Regions from separate parts of the Homo sapiens genome. Here region 1 is linked to region 2. A link is an interaction called in ENCODE POLR2A ChIA-PET data of the cell type or tissue named here. Cell type or tissue: PC-9. All regions are shown on one strand. Links, peaks and the distances in the headings refer to the core of each region. The heading gives the core; the rest is flanking DNA. Region 1 holds the start of LOC124904018 (a long non-coding RNA gene). Region 2 overlaps SKAP1 (src kinase associated phosphoprotein 1).

Region 1 (16,981 bases), core at 4,085-12,084, 86 kb after region 2:
CACCAGCTGGCTCCCTTCCCCATGTTGCAAATCCCTGCATATCAAAGAGGAAATGAGAAGTTAAGAGCTCAGCTGAACTTTCCCTCATGAAGCTGCATTCCAGTTAACATTGGTTTGGGGAGCATTTCAGTTTTGATTCACCTGTATTATATTACCTAATTCAATAATAGTCCTTGGACAGGAGGGAACCTTAAAAGGCCACCCAATCTATTCATCGCCTTGCTTCTAAGAAGCACAAATGAACAAATTCAAACAGATAGAAAACGAGATTCCACTACCATTCCCAGCCATCTGTCTATTCAGAAGTTCAGTAGTGCCTCATCTCTGGAATTTTCTCTCAAATAGATCCTAATTTATTCCCACTTTAGCCTCAGCTGCCTTCTTTTGCTGGGGTCCGTTACACTCTGCAGCTGCCTCTCACGCCTGTAAGGACAGAACTGACCCAAGTTGAATTTAGTCCCGGAAAGTGGTGTCTAGAAAGCTCTATTTTACTTTTCTTTTTGTCCAGTAGAAGCTCTGTTGGACAAGAAGGGCCTGCTGTTTAGGAATCTAGGGAAATCTGTTTCCCTGAGAGACACAGATGCAGCTGTGTGCAGCTCAGCTTAAGTGGACTTGTTTCTTCACCTGTTAAAAGAGAGCGTGGAGTTGGATAGCATCTAAGAATCCTTCTACCTCAGACATTCCCATTCTAAATATGGTGGGCCTGACACTGCAAAACTGCTAAAGAAGTTCCACACAAAAATGTGTTTTAGCCTTAATTACTTATTCAGTTTAAACAAAAAAGAATTTTTTTAAATTACCAGCTCTTTTGTTTTCAGTTCTCATAAATACATCTGGTTTCCCCCTCTCTCTCTATCTGATAAAAGTATTCTGAAAGGCAGAGTCCGGAGTGCAGAGGTTAGAGGATCTAGAAGGGGAGGTGAGATGGAGGTGGCAGGGGAAATGAGGATGGCAGCTTTAGTCGTAGGCTCCTGCTGCTCCCTGCTGTTTCTTTTTTTTTTTTTTTTCTTTTTGAGAAGGCGTCTCGCTCTGTTGCCAGGCTGGAGTGCAGTGGCGCGATCTCGGCTCACTGCAGGCTCCGCCCCCTGGGGTTCACGCCATTCTTTTGCCTCAGCCTCCCGAGTAGCTGGGACTACAGGCGCCCGCCACCTCGCCCAGCTAATTTTTTGTATTTTTAGTAGAGACGCGGTTTCACCGTGTTAGCCAGGATGGTCTCAATCTCCTGACCTCGTGATCCGCCCGCCTCGGCCTCCCAAAATGCTGGGATTACAGGCGTGAGCCACTGCGCCCGGCCTCTGCTGTTTCTTAATAGTCACCCAAGCATGATCCAACTTTGAATCTTAGAAGCCTAGGACCAAACTCAGGAGAATCTTTTTTTTTCTTTTTTCTTTTTTTTTTTTTTTTTGAGACAGAGTCTCGCTCTGTGGCCCAGGCTGGAGTGCAGTGGCACAATCTCGGCTCACTGCAAGCTCCGCCTCCTGGGTTCACGCCATTCTCCTGCCTCAGCCTCCCGAGTAGCTGGGACTACAGGCACCCGCCACCATGCCTGGCTAATTTCTTTTCTTTTTTTTTTTTTCTTTTTGTATTTTTAATAGAGACGGGGTTTCACTGTGTTAGCCAGAATGGTCTGGATCTCCTGACCTCGTGATCCGCCCGCCTCGGCCTCCCAAAGTGTTAGGATTACAGGCGTGAGCCAGCGCAACCGGCCCAGAGGAGAATCTTTTAGTCTTGCCTTTGGGCAAGAATGATCACAGAAAGAGAGCTATTTATCGCATTTTTTTTTTTTTTTTTTTTTGAGACAGAGTTTTGCTCTCGTTGCCCAGGCTGGAGTGCGATAGCATGATCTTGGCTCACTGCAACCTCCACCTCCCGGGTTCAAGCAATTCTCCTGCCTCAGCCTCCCAAGTAGCTGAGATTACAGGCTTGCACCCCCATGCCCAGCTAATTTTGTATTTTTATTAGAGTCAAGGTTTTGCCATGTTGGTCAGGCTGTTCTCGAACTCCTGACCTCAGGTGATCCACCCACCTCGGCCTCCTAAAGTGTTGGGATTACAGGTGTGAGCCACCATGTCCGGCTATCCCTTTTCAAAAAAAAAAATTATCCAGAGAAGATGATTGACTGGGCAAGAAAGATGCTCCCCAGTGGCTAGGTGTGGTGGCTCATGCCTGTAATCCCAACACTTTGGGAGGCCGAGGCTGGCAGATCACCCGAGGTCAGGAGTTCGAGACCAGCCTGGCCAACATGGTGAAACCCAGTCTCCACTAAAAATACAAAAGCTAGCTGGGCATGCTGGTGCATGCCTGTAGTCCCAGCTACTTGGGAGGCTGAGGCAGGAGAATTGCTTGAACCGGGAGACGGAGGTTGCAGTGAGCTGAGATAGTGCCACTGCACTCCAGCCTGGGCAACAGAGTGAGACCCTGTCTCAAAAAAAAAAAGAGGCCGGGCACGGTGGCTTACACCTGTAACCCCAGCACTTTGGGAGGCCGAGGCGGGCAGATCACCTGAGGTCAGGAGTTCAAGACCAGCCTGGCCAACATGGTGAAACCCCGTCTCTACTAAAATACAAAAATTAGCTGGGTGTGGTGGCAGGTACCTGTAATCCCAGCTACTCAGGAGGCTGAGGCAGGAGAATCTCTTGACCCTGGAAGGCAGAGGTTGCAGTGAGCCGAGATTACGCCACTGCGCTCCAGCTTGGGCAACAGAGCGAGACTCCGTCTCAAAAAAAAAAAAAAAGATGCTCCCCAGAGATAACCAAGTGCCCATCACCTGTCCTGTTCTCAGGGAAGCAAGTAAGTGCCTGTAACAGACGGGTTATTTATGACCCTGGGCAAAAATCTCCTAATCCTGATAATCTTCAGTTTCCTCACCTGTAAAAATTGGGAAATTTTATATTTATACATTTGTTGTGATGTTTACATTAGAGAATTTGTGTAAGGAAGTGCCTGGCATGTAGGAAGTAGGAATATTTCCTTCCCTTTTACTAATAATAAACTTTTGGATCAGTGTTGGGCACATACTAGGAGTTCAATAAATTATTGAAAAAGAGATGATCTACAGCACAAAAGTCGCTCACTTGGATACAAAAAAAAATACCCAGTGAAGAGGCCTACATGAAAATCCACCATGCCTTTCCTGGTCTGAGAGCTTTCGTCCCTGACAGATTATTCAAACTTCATTTTGTGGAGAGACCAGAGCCACACATCCAAACTCTGAAACAGTAACCAGTGGCACAGTCAGCAGGAGGACTCCCACTGACCTCCCTGCATCACATCCATGCATTCCTTGGCCCCATGCAGTGTCATGCCCACTTAATTCACTGAGTTCCAATTTGGGTCTCAAAATATATTAAAGGGAGATTTTAATAACGAAGCAGATCTGTGCATCCAGCGGATGTTCCTGTGTTCCTTTTGGACTCAGATATTTCTGAACAGCTTTTTCTGGTGAGGGACTAAACTTCCCTTCCTCCCCGGAGCCAGGATGCAGCTCAAGCCACAGCAGGGTGTTTAGCGCTCTTCAGTGGCTCCAGATTGTGGCGCTGGTGCAGGTCTCCTCATACGTAACCAATGGCTCCTGAGAGCCTGCGACTCGTAAATTACTTCCCACGATGCCGGCGACCACCGCAGAATTCAAGTTTGAATAGAGCAGGGAAAAGGTGTTTGAAAGGCCTGTTCACTCAGCTGCATTTTAATTTCCTTTTCAATCTTGTCCCAATTAATTTCACAGAATTAATCTCACAGAAGCAAACTCGGCAGCATTGAGGCTGTGGTTTTAGCGTGGCGGTCGCTCTGCCTGAACATGAAATAGGAGCTAATATAAAAATCCATCTGCTGTGTTTGAAATACACGCCGGCTGCTGCTCAGTCCTGTCTGACATTCCAAACATCAACAGTGGGGAAAAGTGATTTGGGGGTTAGTGGCCATCAGTACTTGGCAGGGGTTCAACAACAGGTGTACTCCAAAAATCCATTCGGCCTGGGCACCAGGCATGACAGGGCAGGTGCCGAATCACCCTCCGTGTGATAGTGTGGTGCCCTGGCTTAGTTCCTTTTATCTGCAGATTGCAAGACCCTTTTGTGGACCAGCACCACTGTGGTCACTTGTTTTTGTTTCTGTTTTTCTTGAGACGGAGTCTCTCTCTGTTGCCCTGGAATGCAGCGGCGCGGTCTCGGCTCACTGCAACCTCTGCCTCCCGGGTTCAAGCGATTCTCCTGCCTCAGCCTCCTGAGTAACTGGGACTACAGGCAAGTGCCACGGCACCCAGCTAATTTTTGTATTTTTAGTAGAGACGGGATTTTGCCATATTGGCCAGGCTGGTCTCGAACTCCTGGCCTCAGGTGATCCATCTGCCTCGGCCTTCCAAAGTGCTGGAATTACAGGTGTGAGCCACTGTGCTTGGCCTATGGTCACTTGTTATAAGTGGGAGAAAAAGAGGTAAGAAGCCTCTATTTGGATAAGACAAGTCACAAGTCCTAGCTTTCAGAAAAGTGACCCTGTCTTCTTGGCTCCAGTGTCTCTCACTAGGGAACATTCTTTCCAAATAATAATAATGCTTGTTGGCAGGGCGTGGTGGCTCACCCAGCACTTTGGGAGGCCGAGGCAGGTGGATTGCCTGAGGTCAGGAGTTCGAGACCAGCCTGGCCAACATGGCAAAACCCCATCTCTACTAAAAATACAAAAATTAGCCAGGCATGGTGGCGCGTGCCTGTAGTCCCAGCTACTAGGGAAGCTGAGGCAGGAGACTCGCTTGAACCCGGGAGGCAGTGGTTGCAGTGAGCCAAGATCATGCCATTGCACTCCAGTCTGGATGACAGAGCGAGACTCCATCTCAAGAAAAAATAAAAATCATCATCATCATCATCATCATCATGCTTGTTCCACTATTCAAGATAACTTTTTTTTTTTTTTGAGACAGAGTCTTGCTCTGTCACCCAGACTGCGAGACTGGAGTACAGTGGCACAATCTTGGCTCACTGCAACCTCTGCCTCCTGAGTTCGAGCGGTTCTCCTGCCTCAACCTCCCTAGTAGCTGGGATTACAGGCTCAAGCCACCACACCTGGCTAATTTTTTGTATTTTTAGTAGAGATGGGGTTTCACCATGTTGGCCAGGCTGGTCTTGAACTCCTGGCCTCGAGTGATCTGCCTGCCTTGGCCTCCCAAAGTGCTGGGATTACAGGTGTGAGCCACCACGCCCAGCCAAGATAAGACTTAAACGCCCATTTTTTTTAAAAGCATCCTGTTCCATAAGTTATTTATGGTGGTAACATGAGCTGTTCAGAAGATAAGGACAAATTAAAGAGGGAAAGAGAAGCTCTTTTTCAATTGACTAGGAAGGAGAAGAGGCCACTGGGTGAGATCTTCCATTTAAGGTAAACTGAGCCAGTGTACATCTCTTGGGCTTGGGTTGTGTGCCTCATAAATTGGTCTGAGGCTCTTCCAAGGAATTGTCCAGTGCCTTATTTCCATGGAAAGCAGCCTTGGAGCAACAAGTTGGGTACGCATAAGATTTATACTTACACGGTGGCTTAGCTGGGGTGGGAAGGTATTCTCATGGCCCAGACACACCAGGGTCTGGGTCATCTTCCTTGCTGATGGAATTGATGTGGAAACAGGGAGCCATACAGACAAAGTCAAGTTTAGCGTGGAACACGTGATGCTGTCAGATGGTCATGGGTCTTATGTGGAGAAGAATGGACTTTGTCACCCTGGACTGCAGCTACTTAAACTCAGATGAGATCCTGGCTCCACAGCCAGTCTAGTCATCTGAATGCGGCAGGCCTGCGCCAGCACACCTGGACTATGTTAACACAACACTATGTCAATTATAATGGGAGTTTTAACCCGGTTTTCTCCACCTACTTCCTCAATGGGCTACTTAAAAGAATGGAGACCTTTCCCCTCCCTTGACCCCGTTCTTTCCAAAAGAGATTTGTATGTTGTAAAAATTATCTTAATGCAGCAATACTTCCTCTTTTAAGTGTGCTTAGTTGAATGTGACAACAACCCTCATAAAAACAGATAAGTTAATTCCTTCAATTGCCTTAAATGAAGGATTTTTTTTTCTTTTTTTTTTTTTTTTTAATTTCAGGGCTCTGAGGGAAAGGAGGTGTTTGGTGACATCTAGTGTCCATTTAGGACTTCCTCAGGCACCATACCCTCTGGTTGGCTGAGTGGGGGATGGGTGGGGGGTTATCTGGGAGGTAATTTAGGGGTAGTAAGTGGGGAGAATATAGGCCTGGGGCACAGGCTGCCCAAACAGTGTGATGAAACTGATCAATGCCTGTCAAAGAGCTATTATGCACCTCTGACCTAATCAAAGGGGTGGGTGAGGGGATCCTATGGCAAAGTATCTTTTCTTATTTATGATGGTATGCAAGAGAAGCAGAAGCTGTCCCCACCACCCCATTTCATGTTAACAAGCAGGTCAACACTGTGCTGTGATGACGAAGATGATGATGATGGTGTTTTCTCTCATTAATAACCCCTATGGGAGGCAACGGAGTTAGGAGGATGGGAATGGGATTTGGGGTCAGCTGGAAGGCAACGGTCATATACCGGTCAAATTCAGTAGAGGCCATTCCTTTCCCCCAGACAGGAACCAATCGTCTAGAACAAACCCTGGCAGCCTCATTCCTTCCAGGTAATTTTTATAAATGAGGGGACACCCATTCCAAGAGAGGACAAAAGGGAGAGGGTGTTTATGTGTGTGTGCATATGCATGCATGTAAACCTGCTAACAAGAGGCCCAGTTGCTCATCAACCCATCCTGCAAACCCTGACCATTTATTCTAAAACCCATTTTTTAAAAAGAGAATAAAATTGGCATTTTATTTTATTCTATCTATCTATAAATAGTCTAATCTATTTATTCCTAAACAGTTGTCCTGGACAAGACCTTTCACTTTTCTCTCTCTCTGTGTATGTATGTGTGTGTGTGTGTGTGTGTGTGTCCATGTGCACACAGTTTTCAGTTGGGGAAAATTCCAGACCAGATAATTAACTACGAAGCCCAGACAGAAACGTTTACCTAGAACCATATAAGCCACGGCCGGGTTAGGTTAATGCTCAGAATTGCCCGATGCTTTACAAACTCCAGTGTAAAAAATTCCAGCCATTTATTTTGCAGTGAATTTATAACAAATGCTGTTAACGTCTTCGTCTTTTGACAGAGGTAATAATAAATTCACTGTTAAAGATGGTAGTTTAATTCCTTATACCTCCAATACTGCACAGAATAAACCATATTCATCACTGAGTAATTTTTTACCACATAAATCTTTAAAACTAACCGGTGAAGGCTGCGGAAACTGAAATATTGTGAATTTATTAGATATGCCCATGTAGTATTGGATTCAGAGGTTTCCATTTGAATATATTATGGGGAAAATTTGTGTCTTTAACTGTGACATTCCCTCCATTTCCCACCGCCAGTATTATAACAAGCAGCTCCTCCAGAGTCAACTGCACATTTATTAGACAGAGATTTAGTAATAAACTCCCCACTAATCTGCCAAAGAGGCTGGATGACATTTTGGTGAGATGCCCTATTTAAAAGGAGTCACAAAAGCTTTGTTTCAGTATAATTATTTTCTCAAAAGAAACTCAGCCTCCCCAAACCTCTTCTGCCACCATTTCTTGGTATTGCGTGATTCAGCTCTCCAACCAAACTAGCAAAATATTGAAACAAAGTATAACCTCATTGCTAACATACAGGGCAGTAACTTCTATGGAGATTATAGGATTAGTTATGCAAGACTGAAGGTAATTGATTAGAACACAGAAAAGCTTAAATTTGCAGACATTCCCAGATGTATGGTATTTAAGGCTAATAAAAAGATCATATTGATTCTCAAATTAGAAATAATAGAAATGGTTTCAGAAAACTAGTTATTTAAAAACTTTCATCTTGACATATGAAACGTTAAAGATACAGTTAAATCCTCAGATTTGAACAAAAATCCTTTTACTCTACATATTAATTTTGAGTGAAAATCTGTACCTGATAGATGAGAATATTCTGAACCTTTCTCATGATTTGCTAGTGAAGTGACAATGAAACTAACCAAGTATATCAAATTGTAACACCCTCTCCAGTTTCATTAAGGAAACATTAATATTGCTAAAATGAAAAATATTTTTTTCTTTTAAATGCAGAAATGTTCATCATATTTAGCAAAGAGAGTCTGCAGTTTCTCTGTTCCTGATAATATTCTGTATTTGGGGAGAGTTCCAAATACTAAGAACTTACATGGAGCATTGTGAACTTTACCGTTTTTTAATAAAATTGGTTTCTAACTATTAAACAAAGGAGAAGAATCTCCTGGCAGTGCAAGGCTGTAGCCCATCCGAATAATTGTTAAAAGACAGAACCCAGCTAGAAAGATAGGCATAATACCAGCAATTAATATTCAGCATTTCACATTATAGTCAAGAGGATGTGTTTTTCTTTGTGATGTGGCTCATAAGCTAAGAGTGTTGGGAGCCAGACTCTGAACTGTGTCTTCTTTTTGTGGATGAGGATTAAGGAGGAAAAAAACAGCGACGACAATCCTGCTCCATCTGTAAATGAACAAACATCTTGATTTTATAGCTATTTGCTTTGTAAAACTAAGGAATGAAACAAAAATTACTGGATGCCTAAGTAACACTTTAATTCTGAATTCATTTACGCTATAGCTATGTAGTTGTCACAAACCATAATGCAGTATTTAATTAAAATAACAGAAGTGCATCTAGATATGTCCTGGGGTAGCTGTCACCAAATTATACTCTATGCCATCGGTATTTTATTTATGAAATGGCAGATTCTAAGGTGCAACTAGGCTGATACAAAAGCATGAACATTTTAAACTTGCATTTTTAGAAAGGCTCTTTTTTTTTTTTTTTTTCCTGCTGCGTCTTTAAATGTTTTCCTCCTTCTGTCTTTGGAAGGGGAGGGAGGTTAGTGTGATTGTTTAAAGATCTCTCTAAATCTTGCTTTTCAACTGTTGACCTCCTAAGTCTTCTGGCTGTGAAATCCCCGTCTGTTGTCATGGAAAGGCTTGCGAGGTTCACAGGAGCCACAGCAAGTGTGGGACATCTTAGGCAGAACTTGGACGTGGATTCCAGGAGGGTAGGGAAAAGAGCAAACCGTTTCAGACTCTCTGTGCCTGTTCCCACATAATCTTCCTTGCACCTTTTTCCACCTATAAATACCCGTTGTCGTGTACACGCTTGCTCGCTCTACTTTGTGGATGTTCACATGCAGACATACTGCTCTTTTTCATAAGCGCATAGCATCTATCTTATACGCACCCACCATCTATCTCCTTGTTCACATTGGCTGTCCCATCCACCTCCTTGTCTGCAGAATTATGTTCAGCAAGGTCCCGATTTATAGGAAATAAATAATGAAAATGGAACGGACTGGGAAAGATAATCGAAACATTCAAATTGTTATTTTTCACTGTACTTTACACAAACAGAGCATCTATAAACACCTAGAAAGGGTGTTGGCTGATCCCTACAAAGCAATGCCTTTTGAAACATTGTAACCAAGGGGGTCTCTACACCTTTCCTGTTCCTCCTCTCCTGCTTTTTGATGCTCACCATTTTTAAATGGTAAACAATGCTGTGTTATTATTTTCATTCTTTCTGCTTATTTATCCTGTCTATAATGACAAGTTTTTGTCATCACTTATCCTCTACAAGATAATCCTCAGAATTACAAAACAGAAACAATAATTGCAATCACCTTTTTAAAGAAAAAAGCCCTTGTATTTGCTGTATAAAGATATTTGGATAATGGCATCATCGGATCACAGCCTGATCCTACAGCAAGGGTCTTTTGGAGAGTTTCTTCTACACACTTGTAATTATTTTAGCCCCTTTCACAGGTCACATAAAAAGTTAATTTCAATCGCTGCTAATTTCCGTCCAACAAGAGTGCAGTACTTTAAACCACCCAAAATAATTGGATTCAAAACAAATTTAGGAAATTGAGTGTGTTAGAAAGCAAATAAAAATATCCTTTTGGTAAGGAGGAGGGTGAAAGTAGTAAAAATGGCCTTTTTTCCCCTTCTTTCCCCTTCACAACTTTGCCATTAAAGTTGCACCTACAGCTAGAAGTTTGTCCGTGAAAAATGGTCATTTTGTTTCTCTGCTCAAAGAATGTTATTAAAATGCTAATTTAAAAGAAAAAGGAGTTAAATATCTAGCGATGGTGCATTCTAATTGCAACCATAATGAGCTCTCTAAATGTGCGTGCCCCTGACACACACAGAGCATAAACAGCAGTAAACAGATCATTAGTACCCGCGTTCATTTATTCTGGCGACCTTACCATGACCCCACCGAGGGTAGGGTGAAAAGCAGGTGGATCTGGCTGTGACACCCCCTAGAGGGATCCAGGAAATGAAGCTATAAGCGGTTGTCATGGAAACGCCTATGTGTGCAGATGATGTAACACACCGACAGGCTGTAGGGCTCCGCAACTGGGACGTTGCTTTTCCCTCGCCGGAACAATCTTGAGGATTAAATTATTCATTTCTTTAATTCACAAAGCAAAAGGAATCCTAATTTTCTTGGTGATGTGCAACTCTCTTCCATTTGTCTAGGGTCTGGAACATGGTGACTTGTCATCCCTCTTTCTCCAAAACCCACCCCAGCTAGACCCAAATTGCTGAATCTGGCGCAATCAAGTGGGGAAAGGCAGTGGAAATCTGACACCCAACATCTCTACTTAAGGAGAGAAAATCTAAGGTTTTAAGCTAAAATTAAAAATATAGACAGAGTCCTCTCCTAATGAGGGCATGTTGACCAGAGACTAAATGTATACTTGTCCTGAATGAGATGGCTTTGTTTAGAGTGGAGCAGAGACAGGGTTGGCCCTGGGAACTAACAAGCTGGTACCTGATGCCAAGAGTGGAAAGGAGAGAGGCTCCAACCCCAAATGAACACATCACCCTAGCATACCCTATGTGTGCTTTCTAGCAAGGTGCAAGGAAAAGAGATAAGAGAGAACGAGCATCTGCTCACCCTCCCATGTCCATTTGAGAGAATCGAGATTAATAAAAATAATTCTTTGGAGAATGATTCCACTCTATCCTACCCTGTTTTGCACCAAACAACCTCAATAACCTTAAGGCAACAGTAGAATAACTTTTCTTCTTTTTTTTTAAAGGAAGCAGAAAAGACGATCTCTGGAAATTATTTTAAAATAAAAAATCTCCCGGCCTGCGCCTCCCCCAACACCCCCTCCCCATTGCACTTTAGATGAACCTGTGATATTGTAGCAATGGCCCTTGAAGTGCAGTAGGGAGGTGATTTAGGAGAATATTAAAGGCAATGTGGAGATTCAAGGCGCCTCTCTCAGGGAGATCTGGAGAAATACGCAGCACAGATGGGCCGAGCAGATTAAACATTTCCGTCACATTGTTTCCAAATTGTGTTGTGGTGCCTGAGGCTGGTACTGCGGTCAGAGCAAAACAGAGCGGTGCAGAGCTGCGCAGTTTATGGAATACATATTAATACGCCCGTCTCACATGGTATCACAATTCTATCAGCTCCGAAATGGTGCTGTCTTTATTGTTCCTGACTTCTGCACTTGGCACCTTGTTTTCTCCCATCTGCAAAGTGTTTACCTTCCCTCTATCCCTTCTTTCTTCTTTAGGTAAAGTTGTGTGCTTCTTTTCATTTCTCTTTCTTTACAGCCCTATTTCACCTTTGCTCTTACCTTCACAGCTTGATTGTTCTGTCACATACACTTGCACACACCCACTCTGTGTTTTGCACACATTTCACCCACAACATGCAGTGTGTGCACAGGCCCTCCACACCTCCGTGGCCTCAGCTTGATCATTATCCACTCCCACCCTGTTCAGGACATAAGCTTCACCTTTAAGGCTGAATGTTCTCTCGCACTCAAGTGCTCTGAGACCCTCCATCTAGAGAACACATTCCTCTTCTCAGAACACTTAGCTCAGGGTGCGCTTTGTGGAGTTGTCACCATGACCCACCCCCCTCCCAACTGCTGTTGCTGACTACCCAGCCTTCCCATGTCCCCCTTCTCACACTTGCATACTTTCCCCTGTATCCAGGCCCATCAATCTCCAGATTAGCAAGTTCCCTGAAATGTAACAGTAAATAAAACTAGCTCAATTGAGGCAAATTTAATGATTCATTTTTATTATGATTTATAGACCAAAACTCTGAATAATGGAAAAAGAGAAAGTGATTGCCAAGAACTTAAAACAGATTGTAAAACAGCCTGGAGAGGCTGCCACGCTACCCAAGGTTTCAGCCAAGTGCTGAGCTTCGATCCTTTCACAAGTTCCAACATCACTAACCCACCGGCCACCCAACTGACCATTTCCTTTCTCCTTCTGGAAAATCTCTTCATAAAACTATCTGTGCTGAAAAATGGGCACTTTGTCTTTGGTGAACAATTCTTGTTCCCAGCCTTGTTTTTCTCGGCAGTTAGAAGGATGCTGATTTGGAGCCCTTAATTTATTTCATAGGGTATGATATTCTAAGAAAGCATTATATATCCAAAGCTGGATTTTAGGAGTAGAGAATTTGTGGGGAAATCCAGAGTAAAAATACGATGTCTGGGACTGACCCTGGAATAGTACAAGTTACTCTGCTTAGGAATTCAAATTTCCCATCTTAACTAATAGCAATGTATGATGCACAAACACTAATAAGAGAAATAAGCAATCATAAACCAATATTTCTGTGATTGATTGACCTTTCCATACATATATCAAGCATTTACTAATCTTTCGGGTTAGGGGCTGATAGACTGTTCTCTTGAAGATGCATCCTCTTGTTTATAAGCACTGATATAGGGAACTTTTATGGTAAAAAGAACAAAAAAGTATGAGATATTTTCTGGGAATCTTGTTCCACGGAGACTTGGAACCCAATTCAATGTGAAAAGAGAATGTTTCTGTTAGGAGCTTTATCCAGGGAACTGACAGTGTCAAGCAGCTTGCTCCAAGCCATTTGAATGGAAACTGTGAGAAGACACCACAACTCTGAAGTCACAGTTAAACAGATGATGCCTTGGCCAGGCGCAGTGGCTCACGCCTGTAATCCCAGCACTTTGGGAGGTGGAGGTGGGCAGGATCTCTTGAGGTCAGGAGTTCGAGACCAGCCTGGCCAACATGGTGAAACCCCGTCTCTACTAAAATACAAAAATTAGCTGGGCGTGGTGGCGGGTGCCTGTAATCTCAACTACTCAGGAAGCTGAGGCAGGAGAATCGCTTGAACCCGGGAGGCAGAGGTTGCAGTGAGCCGAGATCGTGCCATTGCACTCCAGCCTGGGTGACAAAGAGCAAAACTCCATCTCAAAAAAAAAAGAGATGATTCCTTAAAAGAGGTACACAAGAGCAGTCGACCTTTGAGGAGGAACAGCCTCTTCAGCTGGAGGGCTGAAGCCCATGAAATCCAGCATGGAAGCAGTTAGGATTCTTGATTCCCCTTCATTGTTTTTTTTTTTTTTAAATGGAGTCTCGCTCTGTTGCCCAGGCTGGAGTGCAGTGGTGCAATCTCGGCTCACTGCAACCTCTGCCTCCTAGGTTCAAGCGATTATCCTGCCTTAGCCTCCCGAGTAGCCGGGATTACAGGTGTGCGCCACCATGCCCAGCTAATTTTTTTGTATTTTTAGTAGAGATTGAGTTTCACCATATTGGCCAGGCTGGTCTCGAACTCCTGACCTTGTGATCCACCCGCCTTAGCCTCCCAAAGTGCTGGGATTACAGGCGTGAGCCACCGTCTCCGGCCTCTCCTTCATTGTATTTTTTAAAAGCAGGGGCCTGTGTGTGGGGAGCGCGAGGATACCCACCCTGGGCCAAAGTACAGATCCAGCCCATAAAGACCATTGTATTTTTTTCCCATAGAGTGCCGGCTGGTAAACTGCAAAGGGTTCATAAACCCTTTGAGAATCTGATGAAAGTTCTGGGCCTCACCCCAGAGACGAGGCCTACGTACACATGCACACAAAATTTTACACCAGTTTCAGGGAGTTCAAAGATTCCTTCACATCCATCCACAGAGAGGCCAGGGGTTCACAGACTCTGGTTTAAGAATCTGTGCCCTGGAGGATGGTGAGTTCCTTTTGTTGGAACAGCCTAGGATTCACTGAGCCTAGAAATTGAATTCTCATCCCAAGACAGGATGGTCATTCCAGGTCATGTCTGTGCTACTCCAGGGGAGCCATGGAAGAGCTTATACAAATAGGAACCAGCAGGGAGGAGAGAAATTAAAATGTAGCAATCATGGAGTAGGGGTATTTAATCTCTTTTAAGCCTTATGATAGGCGCCTGCTGGTTTTCCCCCAATATCCCCTGACACCTACTGACAGGGTATTTGCAGCACCACACAGGGACTCAGGGCCCTGTGACAGGAGGAGCTCTGAGGAGGTCCATGATAGTCCTGAAACCATAAACAGCAATAGGAAACCACTGGAGGCAGAGTCAAGCTGTGCAACATGCCCATTGTTGGTGGCCATACTGCTTTTTGTTTATAGAATTTGCTGTTCTTTTTATGGCAGGTTTGGTAGGGTTTTTTTTTTTCCTTGTTGATGGAGATTAGCATAAATCCTTTTATGGCAGTGTGAAATCTGCCATAAACACTTTGATTGTTGCTGATGGTGAGCGCTGCGTCTATTTCAGGTTCACTCAATGCTTCATTCATCCAGACCAATAGTTTCTACAGCCATATAATGGAGTGCAAATAGCCAACTTTTATTTTTAAGACTTCTTCATGTGGGTTGTTCAAGGAGGTGGGGCAAGGTTGGTATTGAGAGAAGCAGATGTTTAGTCAAACCTAGAAATATTTATGAGGAGAACAAACCATACACTGTGCTTATTTTAGATGAAAGTTTCTAAAAAGACTTTGTGGCAAGAAGCAAGCCCTGATGGAAAGGTTTGTGGGTTTTTTTTTAATAACTTTTTATATTCTTATCTAAAACATCTTCATTGAACAATTTTGTATAATTTAAATCTTAGCCCTACCATTGAGAATATATGTAGAGTTATGGAATAGTGAGCATGTATAATTCTGAAGCCCTAACACAGTCACTTGTAGATGTGCATCCCTACCTTGAAGACAGAAACACTTCCAAATTGAGGATTTCAGGTCTCCTGGGAGCCTCTCAGCATTTTTCCAATCTTTCCAAACATCTGGGCAAAGAGAAATCAGACTTTATAGAAAACATTGATCCCAGAAATTCAGTTCTCTTTGCCATCCTAAAACTAAAACTCAAGAATCAGCAACTTAATAAAAATGCAGTAAATTAGCACCTTTAGACAGGAGCAGGGTTCATTCAGAGCTGGGGTCTGCCTGACTGAGCCAGTACTCTCTCCATTTTAATAGTTTAATAAAAATTAGCATAATTAACGAACATCTGTATGATCCAGAGTGGTGCAATTTGGCACTTGGAAACGAGGGCTTAAACATGATTGCTGTGAGTTTAATGTTGTTTTAATTCTTTTTGGCACTGTGCAGTGAAATAAACGTTTGGTGGTGATAGTTCTCGGCCGGATCTCATTTGCATTTTTCTCCCTTTGATTATGAGCAATTGTGGACTCCCCAGCAATTCATCAAAGTAGAAATTATTTTAAAATACCTCGTGGTGTTCAGACTGGGCTGGAGCAACGCATGGGGGTGGTAGTGGGAGAGAAGGTTAGAAATTTTCCATTCATGCTTTAAACATCTCAGCCCTGCAGCCCTTTTCGGGTATACAGCCAAGGGATGAAATCTGGAAAAGACAGTCAGATCCCGGGACCTGTAGGTGCTTTGATTAAGCTCCCAGGCTCCCACAGCAGGATGCATATGGTCTCTGGGACTGTGCCATCCTCCTTACACTTCTGCCTGCTCTTTTGTTTTGAAGGGCAGAGAGTTGATTTCACTCATTTCAGTTCTCATCACTGTGGCGAGGCTTCTACATCTGCAGTCGGCAGGGTCAGTGTTCCCCTGGAGCAAGAGCAGACAGACTGGGAGCCTGGCTTTTGCAGGTACCCTGCTGAGACTCATCTGCTTCCTGTTCGCACCCTCTTCGAGTTGGCAGAGAGCACCTTCCCAAGGCTTCATCCCTACTCCTGGCATTACGACTAAAGAGGGGTGCTACAAAGTGTTAGTCAAAGTTAGGAGCGTTGAACAACCCCCGGGGAGCAAATGCCTTACTGTCCCCTGCAGGTGATGCAGATGACAGCATCTGGCAGGTGGAAGACCACATTTCACACATTTCAGCAAGTTGACTTGGATCAAAAGACTCTCAGACAACACTGCCCACTCTCTGCCTGTGAGATAGCAGAAGAGCTAAAGCTAGTTTTTACGAGTTACAATGTGAGAGGTAGACAGAGTATGTATTTCCCCTTCACAGCAAGGCAACACTACAAGAAAACTTAAGTCAGAAACTGCCCTAATTTCAGTGTCGGAAAATGGACAGTAACATATCTTGTACCAAGAGGAGCTTAAAAATGCCCTGACAGGCTGGGCAGGGTATAATCCCAGCACTTTGGGAGCCTGAAGCTGGGGGATCACTTGAGCTCAGGAGTTCAAGGCTAGCCTAGGCAACATTGCAAAACTCTTATCTCTACAAAAAAAAAATACAAAATAATTAGCAAATAAAAAATAATTAGGCAGTGGCATGCACCTGTGGTCCCAGCTACTCTGGAGGCTGAGGCAGGAGAATCTCGAGCCCAGGAGGCAGAGGTTGCAGTGAGCCGAGATCATGCCACTGCACTTCAGCCTAGGTGAAGGGAGTGAAATCCTGTCTCCCAAAAAAAAAAAAAAAAAAAAGCTAAAGAATTATAGGTAATTTCCCATAAGACGTTGCGAACTGTAGGGAGAAGCTGGCCTGGGAGAGGGAGGAAATGAGGTGTGGTGGGTCAGGCACAGTGGCTCACTCCAATAATCCCAACAAGCAGGAGGATTGCTTGAACCCAGGAGTTCAGGACCAGCCTGGGCAACATAGGGAGACCCCATCTCTACAAAAAA
Region 2 (13,227 bases), core at 5,228-13,227:
CTCCAAGGAGATCAGTCAGTTTAGATTAGAGTGATGAAAAAGACCAGCAGGATTGGGTGATTAACTCTCAGAGATCTCTGCACTGTTAGGAGACCTGAAATGTGGTCCAAGCTGTAGCTTGATGTCTTTGGGCAGATCACTTAATCTCTGCATGCCTTAGTAAAAGGAGAAATTAGATCATTTAGTCTCTAAAGCTCTTCCAGCTCTAGAACTCCATGAAGAACCGTATTTGAATCAGGCTTTGAAGGATGACTATAAAAATAAAAAATAAAATAAAGCTTTATGGTTTGAATGAGAGAACCTCTGCTATGCTATGATTTTAACAGGTAGAGATAGGGGAAGATAGAAGTGAGAATAGTGAACTCCAGGGCAACGGGGCTATACCCACAAAGGTGTAGGTGTGGGGAAATGTAGAATGTGTTCAGGAAACACCAAATAGTCCGGTCTAACAAGGGTTACTTAATTGTAGGAGGATGATGAGAGGAGACAGTAAAGGTAAACCAGCCTAATTTTTGGAAACCTTTGAATGCTAGTCTGAAGTATAATATTCAGCTTAATTAAAGATTTTTAAGAATATAACCAATATCCTTTGCTTTAGATACAGTACGGATAATGAAATTACCTAAGTCTTCCATTTTATATGTGTGTTAAAATGTACAGAGCCCCTACAATGTGCCAGGCTCTGTTCTAAGTGATTTATGTATTTTAATTTATAGCAACCCGTTGAGAAAGGCATTATTATTGTAAATTTTTGTGGGTTTTTTTGTTGTTTTTTGTTATTGTTGTTGTTGTTGTTTTGAGACGGAGTCTAGCTCTGTCACCCAGGCTGGAGTACAGTGGCACAATCTTGGGTCACTGCAACCTCTGCCTTCTGGGTTCAAGCGATTATCCTGCCTCAGCCTCTTGAGTAGCTGGGATTACAGGCATGCACCACTACACTGGCTAATTTTTATATTTTTAGTAGAGACAGGGTTTCACCCTGTTGGCCAGGCTGGTCTCGAACTCCTGACCTCCAGTGATCCACCCACCTTGACCTCCCAAAGTGTTGGGATTACAGGTGTGAGCCACCGCACCCGGCCTCTTATTGTACATTTTATAGATGAGGACATTGAAGCACAGAGAGGTTAAGTAACTTTCCCAAAGTCACACAGCTAGTAAAGTGTCAGAGCTGGAATTCAAACCCATTTGTTATAACTACCATAGAAAACTTATTATAGTAAGTGCTGTCTTCATTTTTCTCTCTTTAAAGTCACATGTTATCTAGAAGCACATGTAAAAATTGAAAGATTGAGTGAAATAAGCCAGTATGGATCAGTCGTTCTAAAGCATAATAAAGGCACTTTTAAACAATCCCTGTTGGAGCAAAAGTCTACTTCTCGTAATCAACAGCAACCTGTCACTATCGTAATTTTAAAAGACTTAACTATTTTGTCAGAATGTGTTCCTTAAAATGATGCTTTTACAAAAAGAAAAAAGAAAAAAAAATCAGATTGTGGGTTGTGTTTTAGAAAGACTACAGTCATTTTTGGTTGTAATCTTATATCCCAGAAATTCAAGAGGGGCAGCTGCTCCAGCCAAGTCAAGGAGGAAGATACCTACTATTTTCCAGGTTCCTACCATTTTAGATTCTATAATTTTGGAGCTGCCAGCAGTACTTCAGGCAGATGGTTTCCCAAGTGTAAAACTGTTCCCCAGGAAGGAAAGAGAGTCAGGTTACTCCTTCCTCATGAGCCAAAATTCTGAAAGTAAAGGGGTGTGTTCTTTCTCTAACCTTTGGCCTAAGCATGACTTTGTATTGAGTTACTACTCCTAGAAATCTTCTGTTTTCATTTTCTACGATTATGGTCCAGGTTTTAGACTCAGGAACAAATGGCAAGCATCCATGCATCATTTGGAGGTTCTAGAAGAAAGAATGAAAGCCCATGACACTATTCAGCTCTTTTATTTTGTTTGGATGTAAATATAAGTTTTAACTAATTATTTGACTCATTTTCCCTGTGAACGCATCTTCTTTTAAGTGGATCTCCATGCTTTTTGCTAGGCAGTTTGGTCATTTCTTAGTCTGGCCAAACCCTTTCTTTGAGGTTTCCAAGCTTCCTTTGGAATATTATAACTGTGTATCATCAGCAGAATTTTCAGTTTTCTTTCCCCCAACTATTTGTTAATGTTTGCTGAAAGGAACCTTTAACAGGAAGTAAACTTGCTTGGCATGGCCCAGCTGTGAGTGAAGCTTGAGTGAGAGGTATTTATGACCTGACAGGAAGATAAAGATAAAGATAAAGATGAAGCTGACTTGGTGGCTGTTAGCAAGGGGAGAAGGAAATGTTTATGACCCCATCTGCTGGCGTTTCAATAGGATAGAACTGCCTTTATGGCGTCAATCTCCCCTGTGACTTCCTTCCATTTGGGGAGTGTTATCTTATTTCAAGATGTTCCCACCGAACACACTGTTGTCCCCTTTGTTTAGGGGCAAAGGAGGAAGGAAGGACTTTGTTACTGGAATGTGGGGATGGGGCAGTATTTATGGTTATGACTCAAGCTGGAGAAAAGGCTTCATTGGAGTTGACTGTATAGTCCAGGAAAGCTGCCATGCATTCTGCTACTTCCTTAAACATTATCCACACTGAAAGCAGAACCACATTAGCTCTGGTCATTATCAGGCATTAAGGCTAACCATTTTCTAACATTATTATAAGTAGAATTAGTGTAGCTTGATTTCATTGCACACTGTGGGGAAAATAATTTTATTCTCTTAGTTCCTTGTTTCTTGTCTTTTATTTAACATCTCTTCTTTTTCTTCTCCTGAACTTTTTTCTTTCTTTTTCTTAGAGGAGGAGACATTTAAAACCAACAGGTGCCATATCTGCTTAGTTCAAAATCTATGTACATGTAACAAAAGCAGAATGAAATGATTCCTTTCTTAATGCTAGCCCAGGTTAAGAGTCTGCAGATAGGTTGATAGTCCTTTGTGAGGTAATACATTTTTAAAGTGCCAAAAATGTAGGAATATTTTTAGAATACAATAGCTTATGCATCACTGAAGCCTGTTTTATATATATATTAATAGCATTCATTGTACTGCAAAACAAGTACTTATTCCTCGGTTTTATTTGCGCTTCCTCCAGGCCCATTAGTACAGATTAAATTTTTTATATTGATGCTCAAACAATCAGCACAATATATGTAAATCAGGGACTTTAAGTTCTTTGGCACTATTCGTATGGATATATGTTACCATGTTCAACATGGCCTTTTTTTCCCCTTTGCAAAAACAGGATTTTGTTCCTTTTTAGTGTGAAGATCCTATTTCCAAAAGATGAACTGTTTGACAAATTACACATGCAAAAAGCTCAAAACCACAAAGAGAACAACTTTCTTATTGCCATTGGGTTTGTCTGATTTATAGAACAAAGGGAAGAAGTTTTGTTTTGGGGGTAAAATACCCAATCATGGGCTTATTATATCTCTTTAAAGTCCTATTTTTATTTTTACTAGGGGAAGTCAGGGAATTTGAAAGGGCAGGGAGGGAGATGGCTTGCTCAAGCATTTTTCACCAGAGAATTCCACAGTAATATTTGTTTTAAATGGGAGAGTCCTGTAGTTAAGTTGAGAAATTAGTTATAATGTTTGTATCTGATTACCTAAAGACTGGAAGGTAATAGTGTGTGACGAGTTACATTTTACATCACAGTCCAGGTATAGTCAATTTGCAAAATGGAAATATTGTGGTGGCAATGTTCCTTCGAAGAGTTAGAGCTATCACAGAAATAAAACTTCATATAAGCATTTATTGTTATAATGCCAAGAGTTGATTCTTGATTTTTACAGAACTTTCTCCAAAAAATATTCTACCATTCCTTTTACAGTACAGGCTCAAGTCTTGGCATATTCAATAGACTAGCCAATCCAATTCTAACCGTTTTTATTCAGTGTGGTTCCTGAGAATAATTTGATAGACCTACTAGGGGAGATCCTATCACACTTACAGTATTCTAAGACCTTCTTTTGCACTACAGGTTATCAAATGGCCTTCCTATTAACAAAGGTTCAAACCACACCATCAAATGGTTCAAACCACATAACCCCTTGTCTTAGGAGTTAAGCTAGCTTCCTAACCCTTCCTTGCAGTGGTTAACTCCACTGAGGAGCTTTCTATCAGCAATAATAGCTTCAAGGTGGGAAATAAAAAATGGAGAGTGTTTAAATTGTTAATGGGTTTCATGTTCTTGTCACTGTTGAGGGTTTGTTCCCTTTTATAAACTCATAGTTTTTGGTTGACATTGCTTTTATGCGAGCCATCAGCCAGTTGGTGATGGTGTTGCTGTGTTAGACCATTACTGCCGGATTGTATTTGCAGTAAAGAAGGAGAATGGAGGCTGTAAATCTGTAACTGGAGATTTAGGGCTCTGTTACTCTGCAGTTTAGGCCCATGTGCTGGGGAGTCCATTCTCCTCCGGCAGAATTATACCCTGAAAACATGCCTTTCTAGGCACACTGATCAACGACGTTCATTCCCTGGGCTACCAAGGCACTTAATACAGCTAATTCAGTTAAAGAAGCCCGAGGGGTGAGGTGGATGAGCCTCTTTCCCTGCTGGAAGCCAGATGCCAGGCAGGTTAGTGATATTGCTTTATCCCTTCCCCCAGGTAAAGCTTCCAGGAGAAGCAGTTACTGCAAACGCAGAGAAAAATAATAAGAAAATGCTTCTAGTGTTGTTGGACTCAGTTCTCCTTCAAGCAGGAAATGCTGTCTTAACTCAACCTCATTAACCCCTTTGATACTAAGCCCATTATCAGGAATATTCAGGAAGCACATTCTTTCAGAATTCAGGATGTGTCAGGAGCCTTGATATCTTGACATCATTGTACAAAACTACCAGCAAAGAATGGAAAGTAAGAGAATAAGTGCTTTTGGGACAGGTAACTAAAAATGGAAAAAACTCCCAGTTTGGAAGATTATATCTGTTACTGCTGGGTTCAGAAATATTTTGAAAAGACACCAGAATTAAGTATATTTAGAATCACTTTATCAATCATGTATCATTTCTACTATTAGATGTTTTATAGTGAAAAGAATGTTGGAATGTTTCTTTGGCTGGTGAAAGTTTTAAGCATGGTTTTAGATCTGTTTTGTTTTGCTTTGTTAGGCCTTCCCCGAGAGAGGAAGAGTATTAAATATAGACTTATCTGCATGATCCATGTGAGGCATCTGGGTCTGCTTTTTGTGTCAGCTGAGGCACAAATGTGCATGATTTAACCATACAACTATTGAACTAGCATTGGCCTATTAAGACTTCAGATGATCTGTTCATGAGCTGTCAGCCCAAATTGAGCTTGAAGCCTGCTGTAAAAGATCTAATTTTCATAATTATCCAGAACCTTCACACCCTGCTTCCCTTCAGTACCACCCACCTCCACACATGCACACAGAGGAGTAAACACATACATATGGACACAGAGACACAGGGCAGCACTGTCCCTGGAGATTCATCAGGCCTCTTGCCCGAAAATGCAGAGTTCATCCAGGGGTCAGAACTGGCTTTGACTTCCTGTTTGAGGAGCCCCATGTGTGGTGTTCCAGCATTGCTAGAGGCTAGTGATGACTAAGTAACCTTTTCACACTATAGCCTCCCACCAAGAAACAAGGTCCCTTATGATCTTGGACCCAGAGTGATTAGGGCACAACAAATATCTTTTTAATATATAAGGTGGAACTAATGCCAGTAGAAATAGCACTTTGCTGTCTCATGGCCTCACATTTATAAAAAGAGGATAGAGCTGTTGTCTTTGAAGATGAAGAATTTTAAAGGCAACCTGATTTAGTCTCAGAGTACACTAGGGACTTTCATCGTTTAGTAGTTGCTTAAGGCTAACTTTGAGCTTTACCTGACCCAAGTCTTCAAAGGAAGCCATCATACTATGTGTGGAGTTCAGCTGGTAATATCTTTCTAGGTAATCTGGATTGTGAACGAGTGGGAACAGGCAGCACTTTCAGGTTTAACTCTTTGCAGCACTGGGATAACTGGCACATGCTTCAAGGATTAGGTCATTCTGATGTCCCTCCAGTAATTCCACTGGAACAACACTGCACAATAAACCATTTGGTTTCTGGACATATATTGCCCATGTGTGAAGGGTGGACAGGCAGCACTTTACTAGGTTCTTCTCATACAACCTCAGGTTTTTGAGGCTGCTGAGGTTTAAATCCCTTGTCTGAATATGGGACAACTGTATTTCTATACTGGTTGTCGATTGTCTTTGCCCTCAGAGGGCATTTGCTGCAACTCAGGGTTCTACAGTTAGAATAAAAGGAGTTATTTCCTGTCTTCACTGCTTTTTTGCTTTTTTTTATTTTTTTATCATGAGTGGAGACTGAGTACATTACTCAAACCTTGGCTTTTCCCTGAGGTCCGTTGTTTACAGAGAGACATTTGGGTCCCTGGGGCTCACTCCCATAAAATCTTATTATCATATATTTCAAGGCATAAACTTCAGTTGTCAGCTCAGGAGCAGTTCTGAAAGCACTGGCTGCTCTTGTTTTTCTTCTCCTTTACTCTGGTTTATTTTTCTTGCAGCTTTGGCTTTTTTTTTTCCCTTCTCCCTCATATCTAGCAATGCTCAATTCCAAGCTGGCTCGCTCCTTATTCCACTAATTAGACAAGAAGTCCAGAGAGGCCATTATTAGATTCTGAGAATCTTTATCAGAGCCCATTATGGCCTTAAATACTGCACAAACATTTTACTAACTGAATCCATGAACATTTCAGCTGATCCACCTTTGGTCTTTAACATCTACCTTCTTTTGTACCTATAGAGTTATGTTACTGATGATAGAGGTTCTCAACAGCTTATTTTTCTTTGTATTAATTTTCTTAGAGGCCATGATTCAAGTTCATTCTCTCTCTCTCTCTCTCTCTCTCTCTGTCTCTCTCTCTCTCTCTCTCATTCTAATTACTGTTGGTGGGGGTGGAGGGGGTCTGAGAAGCCTGCTTTTCCTTGGTGAGATACGTGTGAGTATGTGTAATGTCATATGTGTTAATGTCACCAGTGAGTAGGATTCATGGTTGCCTGTTTTTCTCTCATTTTCTTTACAGAGCCAGGGATTATTTGTATGGACCAATGGTCTCAGTTTTCTTTCAATGGAAGAATAATTCTGCATTATAATATAGTAACTGCAAAAGAAAGCTTTTTCTATTTCACTCTTTTCTTTCTTAATTCACTGTCTAGTGAGTTTCTGATTGACTCACAGACCAATTAAAGTAAAATTTAATGGAAGAATAGATTAACTCCCTGAGGTTTCCCTACCATCCATCACATTTTTATAGCAGGAGCTGTGAGGAAGCTCATAACTTCATGCTGTGAATGTGATAATAAAGAGGGCACAGAGAGGATTCCGATTTACTGCCAGGCTGATGTTCGCCAGGACAGAATTTACTGCCCAATCCCCTTCCCCTTTTTATTCAGGAGGAGGTCACTAGATCTGCCCTCAGCCTGGGTCTGAGATACTGAAGGGCAGATTGTCAAGTCGAAATTCTTTCCCTTTAATTGGGCTGGTGGTGGTGCGGAATGTGAATTTCACTGTCCAGAGATGGTTATTGTGTTAAATTCATTTCTGTCTTCAGGAAGCTGTGGTCACCCCAAGTGTTCATATTTTTAAAGGGTGCATTTGATTTGTTATGATTCATATAGAAAATCAGAAGTAAGGCCAGATATTTCTGTTTTCAAGTCACTAAGTCATTGTCTTTTATTTATAAGCTTTTTCAAATAACTAAAGATACCTGTCTCTACATCTTCATAGTCAACATTAATAATGTCTTTTTCTGGGCATCTTTCATTTGAAGATCTCAAAAAGTACTTTATAACCATTATTTTGGTCTTTCTGACAGGGCCAAAATAACCTACTAGCCTTCCAAACATTTCGCCAGTTCACTGTTTCTCTGAGTCATCTTAAAAATAAAGTGTGACAAGGATCACAATATAATAGTAGTCATGTGATGGAGCTCCATATCCATGCCTAAGATTAATTTTGTGCACTTATTACAATTTTTTACTTCATGAAGCAAAGTCTGTTTTTTAGGCCTTGACTATTTAAACCTATCTCAACTGGGCGCGGTGGCTCATACCTGTAATCCCAATACTTTGGGAGGCTGAGGTGGGAGGATTGCTTGAGCCCAGGAGTTCGAGACCATCCTGTGCAACATAGGGAGACTGCTGGGCATGGTGGCACACGCCTGTGGTCCCAGCTACTCAGGAGGTTGAGATGAAAGGATTGCTTGAGCCTGGGAGGTTGAGGCTACAGTGAGCTGTGATCATCCACTGTACTCCAGCTTGGGCCACAGAATGAGACCCTGTCTCAAAAAAAAACTCAAAATAAATAAATAAACAAACTTATGTCAAGTTTCATGACTACATGAAAGATAATCTTTTTGTCCCCAGAAGCTTGGTGAGATAGAAATCAATATTTTAAAATCATATTCATCTGATTGTCCTTGAAGTCAAAGCCTGTAATCCCAGCATTTTGGGAGGCTGAGACGGGTGGATCACCTGAGGCCAGGAGTTCGAGACCAGCCTGGCCAATATGGTGAAACCATGTCTCTACTAAAAATACAAAAATCAGCCGGATGTGGTGGCATGCGCCTGTAATCCCAGCTACTCGGGAGGCTGAGGCAGGAGAATTGCTTGTACTCAGGAGGCGGAGCTTGCAGTGAGCCAAGATCATGCCACTGCACTCCAGCCTGGGCAACAGAGCCAGGCTCCGTCTCAAAAACAAAAAACAAAAAACAAAACAAACAAAAAACAACAACAACAACAACAAAAGCAGAGCGAGGCTCTATCTCAAAAAAAAAAAAAAAAATCTGAACCAAACTCATCAATCTTTCCCTTCACCAGCCCAGTCTTCTTCATGTATACAAAATCTTAGGAATTATTCCACCCTTCAATGTGTTGTGGATTGGAAACTTGGGAATGGTCCTAGATTCTATCTCTCTTGCACAACTAGCATTTCATTGGTCACAAAACCCACTGACTTTACCTCTTCAAAATCCCTTAAAACCATTCCTTCTCTCTCCTCTTGCCTTAGTTCAAAGTTCTCATCACCTCTTTGTCGGATTGCCATGATCATCTTCCAGTTAATCTCCCTATCTTTCATCCTCCTCCAATACATCCTCAATGCTAATAAAAGAATAATCCCTCTAGAATGCAAATTTTGTAATTTTACTGCTAAAAATACTTAAATGACCTCTCATTGCTTGTAGCATAAATTTAAATGCTGTACCATGGCTTACACAATCTTTAGTAAGGCAGCATAGCTTCATGGCCTAGAGCAATGATTTATAGGTTTGGAACAGTATCATGGGATTGACAATTTTCAGTTTTGACCAGAACATTTTTAAGATCACTACCACCTTCTAGCTACGTGATTTCACAAACAAAAAAAGAATTTTGATGTCAGAAAATAGGAAGAACACAAGTTAGGAATAAAGTCTCTTATATTGAATAATGATACAACTTTATGGAAAAAATCACTATGTAGTCCTTATTTTCCTCATTTTACCATAGCCCTGAAAATCTTTATGACATTCTCTTATTGTATTTGGGAACCTGAAATGATTAGGGCACAACAAATACCCTTGTAATACGTAAGGTGGAACTAACAACAAGTAAGTGGATGGTTTCTGGAGTCAGAAAGAACTGGATTTCAAATCCAACTTCATGACCTAATAGTTGTATGATCATGAGTGAGTCACTTATCCTCACCAAATTCAAGTTCCCTTATTCATAAAATAGAGATAATGGTAGTACCTACCTCTTACTGTTGTTTTGAAGATTACATGATACAATGCATAAGAATTGCTTGGCCCAGTGCCTGGCACATAGTAAGAAATGTAACTACTTGACAATAGAGTAGATATTACTATTTTGACTTCCTGACCTCATTTCCTGTGACTCTCCTTACAAGCATCCTATGTCTACAGATATACTAAATGACTTATCAAGTGTAAAACACACTCTTACACACCTTAGCAGATACTTTTCTCTTTGTCTGGAATCCTGTTTCTTACTTGTAAGTCTGGTGAATTCCTTCTCTTCCTTCAAGATTTAGCTCAAACTTCGCAGTCTCAGTTAACATCCTATTCGTTCCTCCTCCTCCATTGGCAAGCAGTCTTCCATAGTCTCACAGCATTTTATAAATTGCCAGATTTACACCAAGTACTTTAAATTTGTTTATGTAATCTTATTAAGTGATTAAGTAACCTAATATGATAGAGAAATTTATATTTGGGGATTGATTACTTTTCATTCATTAATACAAGGAATATTTATCAAGAACCTACTGTGGTATATAAACCTCTACATAGTGTATATTCCAATAATAGTAATGTAATATTCAAGATTTGGAAACAATTACCCTCTCTGTGCTCCCAAAGAATCTCGTAGAAACCTTAATACAAATGATAAATTGCATTATAGTTATTTGTTTACATTCTGTCCCCTTCTCCTCTAGACTGAGTTCCTTCACAGCAGTTATTTTACTCATCTTTGTCTCTCCAGTACCTAAAACTTTGAAGGTGCTCAGTGTATGTTTATTGAATAAGTGAAGGAATATCGGAAAGCATTTTCAACTTTAAAGAGCTTTGCTTAACCTTGTTAACTCTATGTATGAATGTATTTTTCTCCCTTGACTTTGAAATGTTACAATCATCACATCCAGTGTAACTATTTTTAAAAGGCCCAACATCTTTTCAGATGGTTCCTCATGAATTTTATCCTTCAAATTGTGTCTGCCACTCCACCCAAAATCCTGGGCTGGCTTTCCTCTTAAATCAATGGATCATTTCTCAAAGAAAAGCAAGTGTGGTCCCTTGAGCTACATACCAGACTTGTAGGAAAGACAGATCTTCTAGTATTCTCTGGTATATTTGACTATAGGCTCCTGATGAGTAAAGCAGGAGAAAGAGCTATGATTACTGGTCCAAGTACAAGCAAGACTTGCCTCTGGGTGATGTTATTCTGGGAGTGGAATAGCATCATACACTTGCTAAGTTCTCAGCACTGTGAGTTGGAGTTGGGAGGTGAACACCAACATTCTTTGCCATCCTCAGCTTTGCTGCACTACTGAAAGATTTCATGGCATTAAACCTCTCTCATGCTTGTCCTACTTTAACACAATTTCCAGCAGCATCTTGGATATTCTTCTATTGTCCACTTATCAGTTACCTTAGCACAGAATGAAATGACTGTGTCTGCATTCAGAGTTTTGTTGTAGTTGATCTTGTTCTGCAGTTTTCTACTAAATGGAGTCTGTGAGCAACTTTGATGAACTCACTAAAAAAAAAAAAGTGAAAGCTAACTTTTGAGGCTGTTCAAACTTGATAGTTGTCTAGCAAGTTAGGACAATTTGTTACTTTATGGACCTTCAACCATGGTGATGCTGAATGCTCCATGGTCACACATTCTGTGGTGTTCCCTAAGTATACACATTTATGTTCATTTCTCACTTTCTTTGTAGATCTCTGCCACCTCCCTATCTTCAGGTCCCTTTGCTGCTCATTCCCCTTTTATATATCAACAATACCAGATATTCCCCACTTTTCCACATCTCTCTTTTTCCAAATATTGTTCCATTAGTCTTAGAGAACTCCTATTCATCCTTCAAAACCCAGCTCAGTCTTTGTCTCCTCTGTGAAGCCTTCACATATACACACAAGGAAAAACGTAACATTTCTTGAGCTCCTATTAGGATTCTCATGCTAGGAACTAGTTCGATACTTTTACAAATCTTGCCTTGCTTTATCTTCACAAAGCATTTTAAAATACATTGAGATCTCCATTCTCAAAACATAAAACCAAGGCTAAAAGCTTTATGGCAAGCAATTGAAATATCCAGAATTTAAACCAGGGTCTGCATGATTTCAAAACTCATCCTTGTTCTGCCATATCATGCCACCATAAATCTCCTTTATTCATTTTGTATTAATGCATACATTTGTAATTTTGCTTTTTACTCATCACATTCTGTGGTTATTTATTTGACTGTCTTTCCTACCAGAAAAAAAAAAGTGCCTTGAAAATAGAATGTATTTCTTATTTATTTTGGTACCCCCACAGATCTCAGAACATTACCTGACATATAACAGATGCTGAATAAAGGTTTCCAGGGTTGGATTGCATCTGATTAAAATTAAGTTGAACTGAACAACATATTACCTTGAATTTCAGAATTTTGCATTTCTGATGATATCTGGGGCTCAGATGCCATTTACCTCATGCCAGATGACACATGGCCTCAGTTTTCTTCACAGGTGTCCATGTCTAGCCCTGTACCAATTTCATCCTAAACAACTGCCCATATTCCCATTAATGTGACATAATCATTAGCATATATAAGTTCCTAGAGAACTGCTTTCTATCTCATGTCTTTATTGTAGTCAATGGAGTATACTCAGTCTTTTAGGAATAATTAAAATATTCTGTGACTCTAATTAAAGTAGTCTGGATATTTTTAAGAAACCTATATTTAAGAACAAGCTGAGGGCTGACATCAAGTTAATTGTGTTATTTTTAGTGGAGCTATCATTGGAGACAGCAGCATGGCACCCAGTGCCTTTTTTTAATCCTCATATCTGAATATAAAATGTTAAATAACCAGCATCTTGAGCTCTTAAGAGGAAAGGCATTAAAGCATAAATAAATAAAGCTGTTATGAAAGCTTAGAAAATTATCTAAATGCACTTGAGTAAGAAGTCATGTACTTATTAAATTGCTAGTTATAGAGATAAATGCCCTTAAACCTTTCACTGCCAAAAAAACCAAACACTCAAACAACTTGGAACTCTTGTCATATAAGCATGGGGGATGCAGAGAGAGAAGCTGTTGGCTTGTATTTCTGCCACTCTAAGTAAACATTTTTTTTTTCTCAAGACACAGTCTTGCTCTGTCACCCAGGCTGGAGTACAATGGCACAATCTCAGCCCATTGCAACCTCTGCCTCCTGGGTTCAAGCAATTCTTCTGCCTCAGCCTCCCTAGTAGTTGGGATTACAGGTGCGAGCCACTATGCCCGGCTAATTTTTTGTATGTTTTTAGTACAGATGGGGTTTCACCATGTTGGCCAGGCTGGTCTCGAACTCCTGACCTCGTGATCCACCCACCTCGACCTCCCAAAGTGCTGGGATTACAGGTGTAAGCCACCACACTTGGCCAGTAATCTTATTTTACCCATATTTTAT

What was found. Peaks named below come from ENCODE experiments on the same cell type or tissue, not always from the same donor. Only the 100,000 strongest peaks of a DNase experiment are listed, where the experiment ranks them.
Region 1: POLR2A ChIA-PET joins it to region 2 with 22 read pairs; 2 of 35 experiments call an interaction of 5 or more read pairs at or near these places.

The regions. Positions count from the first base shown.
Region 1 is chr17:48,142,992-48,159,972 of GRCh38, reverse strand. All of the region lies in intron 11 of SKAP1 (src kinase associated phosphoprotein 1), which reads left to right. LOC124904018 (a long non-coding RNA gene) reads right to left here and starts at 13,332. Exons shown (of 2, transcript XR_007065827.1): 1 at 10,320-13,332; 2 at 7,097-9,403. It overlaps MIR1203 (microRNA 1203), which reads left to right and starts at 3,462; the gene lies at 3,462-3,546. RefSeq lists enhancers at 9,642-10,783, 16,086-16,155. In PC-9, for the core only: CTCF peaks have their summits at 5,941 and 6,140 (motif pointing left); a DNase peak (open chromatin) is centred at 6,092; H3K27me3 peaks cover 4,448 bases.
Region 2 is chr17:48,233,546-48,246,772 of GRCh38, reverse strand. The region is part of intron 4 of SKAP1 (src kinase associated phosphoprotein 1); the gene reads left to right. Among named protein-coding and RNA genes, the nearest start is that of SKAP1-AS2, 54 kb to the left of the region's middle. In PC-9, for the core only: no CTCF peak of the experiment used is centred there; DNase peaks (open chromatin) are centred at 5,552, 6,022 and 9,882; H3K27ac peaks cover 4,349 bases.